Regions from separate parts of the Homo sapiens genome. Here region 1 is linked to region 2. A link is a loop called in an ENCODE intact Hi-C map of the cell type or tissue named here. Cell type or tissue: endothelial cell of umbilical vein. All regions are shown on one strand. Links, peaks and the distances in the headings refer to the core of each region. The heading gives the core; the rest is flanking DNA. Region 1 overlaps FAM78A (family with sequence similarity 78 member A). Region 2 overlaps NUP214 (nucleoporin 214).

Region 1 (2,908 bases), core at 322-2,821, 56 kb before region 2:
GCTAGGTAGCGAGAGCTAGGTTAGGGCTTTCATTCTTTACAAATGGGCTTGTATCCAAAATGTTAATTCCAAATACTTAACCAAAATCCATAATACCCCCAAACGTTATCCCTGCTTAAAATTAATCCCTAAGCCAAGAGGATAACTTTTTAGAATGACATTCTGGGTTTGAAATATTTGAAATGGAACAATTAAAAAAAAAAACCACCATCTCAATAATACCCTGACTTTTGCAGACAGAGCTGGAAAAGAGTGAGTTTCTCTGTGCCAGCATGAGAGGATTCTATATGGCTTTGGGTCCAACCCACATTGCTTTAAAAGCCAACCCCCCCCATCCAAATTGTTGGAGACACCTGCCTCCACAGCCCGGCCCCCGCAATTCCTCAACTGCCACCTGTCAGCTGGCACAGAGTCTTCTAAGTGACAAGTCACAATTTCTCGCCTGTGTGGGAGAAGTTCCACGTTGTCCCTGGTTTGCCCTTCTCTGGAGCCCCCTGGGAACCTGGCCCACAGCCACGCCCATGGCCAAGGCCAAGGTCAGGGGCAGTTTATGGCTCAGGATTCTGCCAAAGGGCAGACTGGGCGGGGAGGAGGGGGAGCAGCTCAGATAGAAAGGGTTTCTTTGGGTGGATGGGGACACTACCCCATGCCCATGTATGGCAGGGTGTGAACTCCAGCTCCCAACCCTTGGGCCAGCCTCTTAACCTTTCCAAGCCTCACTGTTCCCATCTATGACATGGGAATATGAGTCTTCTCTCATAGGCTTGTGATGATAAGACCTTAGCCCAGCACCTCACGAATACCAGGCACTCAATATATGGTAGCCGTCAATACCATAGCTATGAATCGTAATACTAATAATGTCTTATGCATTATGCGATGCCTGTCGGAGTCACCGGAAAGGTGGCTGCCTCGTTGCTGTTGTTACATTATCCCTTCTCCTGGGTTTCAGATACCTGTCTATAGCATGAGTGCTGTCACTGTGTTATGAACGGCCAGTGGTCAGCCTGGACTACACAGTGAAACCTTGTCCCTACAAAAAATACAAAAAAATTAGCCAGGCATGGTGGCATGTGCCTGTAGTCCCAGTTACTTGGGAGGCTGAGGTGGGAGGATCACCTGAGTCTGGGGAGGTCAAGGCTGCAAGTGAGCTGTGATTGCACCACTGCACTCCAGCTGGGGCAACAGAGTGAGACCACATCTCAAAAAAAAAAAAAAAAAAAAAAGACTGGTGGGAAAGGACAGGGCAGGGGTGGAGGGACCGCTGGGTGCCACCCTGTCCTGCTGGGATGACGCTGAGAATGGCTGCCTCGGGCGCCTTCCCACCTGCCGTCTCCCAGCGTCCTCCCCAGGAGCTCAGGAAGGCCTCATTTTATGATGTGGTCACAGCTTCTAAGACCTGAAGCTGGTTGCCAGAGCAGTGTTGCTCAGCGCCAGCAGATCTGGGGACAGGCCATGGAGGAATGTCCCTGTTGACCACGTGGCCTCTTCCTGAAGCCGGGGTCTGAGCGTCAGTTGTGCAAAGAACAATTGAGGAGGAGGCTTCCTCTCTGTAACCGGAAGGCGGCCTCCCCCATCTGCTGGGCCCTGGCGGAGGCAAGGGCGGGGTGGGTGGGAGAGGGAAGTCCTTGTTTCAAGGCTTTGGGGTGGGAGGAAGTAGGGGGGATGACCCAGCCTAAAGAGAGCTCCCCCAGGACCAGCCCTGGCCAAGGGATTGCTGCAGCCCTCATCCACCTTCCAAGCACTGGAAACAAACATTGGAGACCAAGTGAGGCGTCACTCAACAGCCGTAGTAATCAGGGAAATGACAAGTTACATACTGATATCCTTTGTTTTGCTGATTGGAGTTGGGTGCATTGAAAAAGATCAGTCGTGCCCAGTGTTTGGGGGAAGGAAGCGTCTTCACCTGTTGTTTGTGGGAGGACAGTTGAGGCAGGTGAGGATGCTGAGAGGTGAGCTCAGCTGTGCCTGTTACCGTCCACATGTGCAAGCCCTTCAGCTCGGTGGTTGTACTTGTTTTTGAGATGCAGTTTCACTCTTGTCACCCAGGCTGGAGTGCAGTGGCATGATCTTGGCTCACTGCAACATCCGCCTCCCGGGTTCAAGCGATTCTCCTGTCTCTGCCTCCCAAGTAGCTGGGATTACAGGTGCCTGCCACCACACCTGGCTTTTTTTTTTTTTTTTTTTTTTATTTTAGTAGGGATGGGGTTTCACCATGCTGACCAGGCTGGTCTCAAATTCCTGACCTCAAGTGATCTGCCTGCCTCGGCCTCCCAAAGTCCTGGGATTACAGGTGTGAGCCACTGTGCCCGGCCTGTACTTTTAGAGCCTCTTGTAGAAACTTTGTGCCCCTAGCTCAGGGCCTGCATATTGGAGGCAAAAAAATAATCTACTGAACAAGTGAGTTAATGATCACGCGAAGGGGAGAAGCAGCACATAAAGATGCACATGGGCTGGGCCCGGTGGCTCACGCCTATAATCCCAGCATTTTGGGAGGCTGAGGCAGGTGGATCATCTGAGGTCAGGAGTTCGAGACCAGCCTGGCCAACATGGCGAAACCCTGTCTCTACTAAAAATACAAAAATTAGCTGGGTGTGGTGGTGCGTGCCTTTAATCCCAGCTACTCAGAAGGCTGAGGTGCAAGAATTGCTTGAACCTGGGAGGTGGAGGTTACCGTGAGCCGAGATCACGCCACTGCACTCCAGCCTAGGCAACAGAGCTAGACTGTCTCAAAAAAAAAAAAATGCACACGTGAGGATGTTAACTCCAGCACGGCTCCTAATAGCAAAAAGCCAGGAACAACTCAAGTGTCCCCTCAAGAGGGAGTGAAATTATGCTCTGCCTGCAGTGCAGACTCTGAGGCAGGGCCATAGGCGATGAAGACAAGTGGGGAAATGATACATTGTTG
Region 2 (2,908 bases), core at 149-2,648:
CTCTGTCTCAAAAAGAAAAAAGAAAAAAAAAAAAAAAAGAATTTTTAAAATTAGCTAAAGAAGGCTGGGCATGGTGGCTCATACCTGTAATCCCAGCACTTTGGGAGGCCGAGGCGGGCGGAGAAGTTTGAGACCAGCCTGGTCAACATGGTGAAACCCTGTCTCTACTAAAAATATAAAAATCAGCCAGGCGTGATAGCACGTGCCTGTAATCCCAGCTACCTGGGAGGCTAAGGCAGGAGAATCATTTGAACCTGGGAGGCGGAGGTTGTAGTGAGCTGAGATCACGCCATTGCACACCAGCCTGGGCAACAAGAGTGAAACTCTGTCTCAAAAAAAAAAAAAAAAAAAAAATTAGCTAAAGAAAGTACTGGCAGATACAGCTTCAGATGAAAATAAAACAAAAATGTAAGAGGTGAGAAATATTAAAGGCTTCAACTTTTGGGTGACATCTCCCTACAGGAGCTGAATTTTAAGGAAAATTTGGAGAGTACTATCCAAATGAAAGTCTGCATGCTCTCCTCCCAGCATCCTCGGCTTGCTCTGCTGCTGCTCATTTATGCTTGTCTGCTTGCATTCACTTCAAGTCACTCCAATACTAAGAAACAGAGCGATTTGGGCCTTGGGAGAGAAGAGGGGAGCAGCTCAATACACAGATCCTCTCCCTGCAGCTCTGATATCTTTTCATGATTATATAGGACATCTCATTAAAAAACCAAAAATAAAAAAGCAAAACAGATCACACTGCTTTGGGGAAGATATTTTAAATGAGCCTTCTAGATTTTTTTTTCTTTTTATATTTGTCACTGAAGCTTTGATAACACCCTAAGAATGACAATGGCATTAGGGGACCAAGGGACTGGGAAAAGTCTTCTCAACTTACTTGAGGTAGCTGTGGATCCAAAGCCCCCACTGGCCGAGCTGAATGGGTTTTTGTTGGCTGCATCCTGACTGGGTTTTCCTCCAAGGCCACTGAAGAAACCTCCCCCTCTTCCAGTGTTTCCAGACCCAAACACGCTACCACTGGAAGAGGATGATTGCTAAAAAACAAAAGGGTCAGGAAGCAAGATAGGATGAGAGGTCATCGTGAAATGGCAGGCTGCATCCGTGGGCAGGAGGTGCTCACAGCTGGCACAAATGGAAAAAGCAAGATTAGTTCTGGTACAAATGCTCTAACCACCACAAAAGAAGCTAGACTCTGGACAGGGACTTCCTATCTATGAGAAGTTCTCAAGCTATTCCATGTTCACAGTTCTCTGAAAACATGATTTATGGTAGGTGGGAACTTTTAATGTTTATCTGCTACACTGCCCGCAGTGTCTGTTTGACACAATGCCAGGGTCAGGAAAACCAACCCCACAAGAGATCCACCAAATAAAAAGTTCGAAAACATTTACAAGCTATTACGGACACCACTTATTCTGATTCCTCCAGCGTTTGGCTGAACTCATTAGCAATGGATGATAAGTGATTTTCACTGTCTTTCTCTCCATTTGTGCACTTTTATTTCATAATGACTTTCCCAGTGCTGCAGAAGTAAGCTTAAATTAGCTTCATTGTTGAAATGATGACCAAAGCTGAATTCTGTCCAAGTTTGCAAATCTCATGCTCAGAGGATGCTGCTAGCACAGGGGCAAATGCTGACTCGAGGCTGTGTCAGGTCCCAGACACTTAACTTCTCTGGAAGCTGGTTCTTAAAGAACAACTGGGCTACATTTGAGGGGCCATTCACCTTAGTTAAGTGTCATCTCTCCGTGGCTGAGAATGCAGAATAAGATGGACTTTGGAAAGGGGCCACTGTGCATAGAAACTTGCAAGAGCAGAGCGGTGCTATGGATCCTCTCCTGTAAAATGGTGGTAATAAACTACCCATCTCAACACAGCGGAGAGTGAATTACGTGAGCCAAGAAATGTAACACACTTTAGAACAGAGCCTGAAACAGACTTATATGCTCAAAAAATGGTTGCTGTTCAGTGTTTTAACCACAATGAACCAAAAATCAAGCACTCTGTATGTGCTAGGCACATTCCTAAGTATTTTCTAAGTAATCACTTAATCTCTACTCATCAAACCTCCAGTGGGCCACTTCTGAAATGCCCCCCACCCCCTAGGGTATCCCCTCCTTTCTACTCTGGTCTGAGCCACCTAACCCCAACCTTTTGCCCAGACTATGCAACAACTTAGCTGGTCTTTTGCTCCCACTACAGTCTACGTCCACACAGCAGCTGGAGCACTACTTGCAATGGCAGTCACATCATTTCACTCCTGTCTACCAATTCTAGAAGGCCCAACATGATCTGTCCCTTTTCCACTGCTCTGACATCATCTTTTATCATCCTCCCCCTCACTCAGGGCAGTCACACATATCTTCTGTGCCTCAAATACAACAAGCTAATTTCTGTCTTAGGGTAACATACTTAATGTACTTCCTAGTCTCTTTTTTTTCCCCCTTTAAATTTCTTAACAACAACAACAACAACAACAACAACAACAACAACAGTACCAATTCACTACAACCATTTAATGGTGAGTCACAGCTTTTAAAAACTAGGAATCCAATTCAGTCCTAACAGCATTGGCCCTGATAACTAGTAAACTGCCATGGAAAGTTAGAAAACCTAACAATGAATGCATGCATGTGGAAGGTATTTGACTGCTTAGCTGACGTCCATGCATCAGGCTGAAACACAGAAAATTGCCAGTATATGAGCATTTTGCCTGAAAAAGCTCAGAAACCTCAAATGGTTCAGCTTAATTTTTAAAATGTGATTTGACAGGCTGGGTGCAGCGGCTCATGCCCATAATGCCAGCACTTTGGGAGGCCGAGGCAGGTGGATCACCTGAGGTCGGGAGCTCAAGACCAGCCTGACCAACATGGAGAAACCCTGTCTCTACTAAAAATACAAA

The links. Hi-C counts contacts between places; a loop is a spot of excess contacts. Peaks named below come from ENCODE experiments on the same cell type or tissue, not always from the same donor. Only the 100,000 strongest peaks of a DNase experiment are listed, where the experiment ranks them.
Region 1: a loop joins it to region 2, with 5 times the contacts of the local background. A loop is called at or near these places in 4 of 110 quality-filtered maps.

Annotation. Positions count from the first base shown.
Region 1 is chr9:131,269,320-131,272,227 of GRCh38, reverse strand. All of the region lies in intron 1 of FAM78A (family with sequence similarity 78 member A), which reads left to right. Among named protein-coding and RNA genes, the nearest start is that of FAM78A, 5.7 kb to the left of the region's middle. RefSeq lists an enhancer at 1,089-1,208. In endothelial cell of umbilical vein, for the core only: no CTCF peak of the experiment used is centred there; DNase peaks (open chromatin) are centred at 1,497 and 1,757; H3K27ac peaks cover 1,620 bases.
Region 2 is chr9:131,213,344-131,216,251 of GRCh38, reverse strand. NUP214 (nucleoporin 214) reads right to left here. Exons shown (of 36, transcript NM_005085.4): 31 at 884-1,040. Among named protein-coding and RNA genes, the nearest start is that of FAM78A, 62 kb to the left of the region's middle. In endothelial cell of umbilical vein, for the core only: no CTCF peak of the experiment used is centred there; a DNase peak (open chromatin) is centred at 1,121; H3K27ac peaks cover 1,868 bases.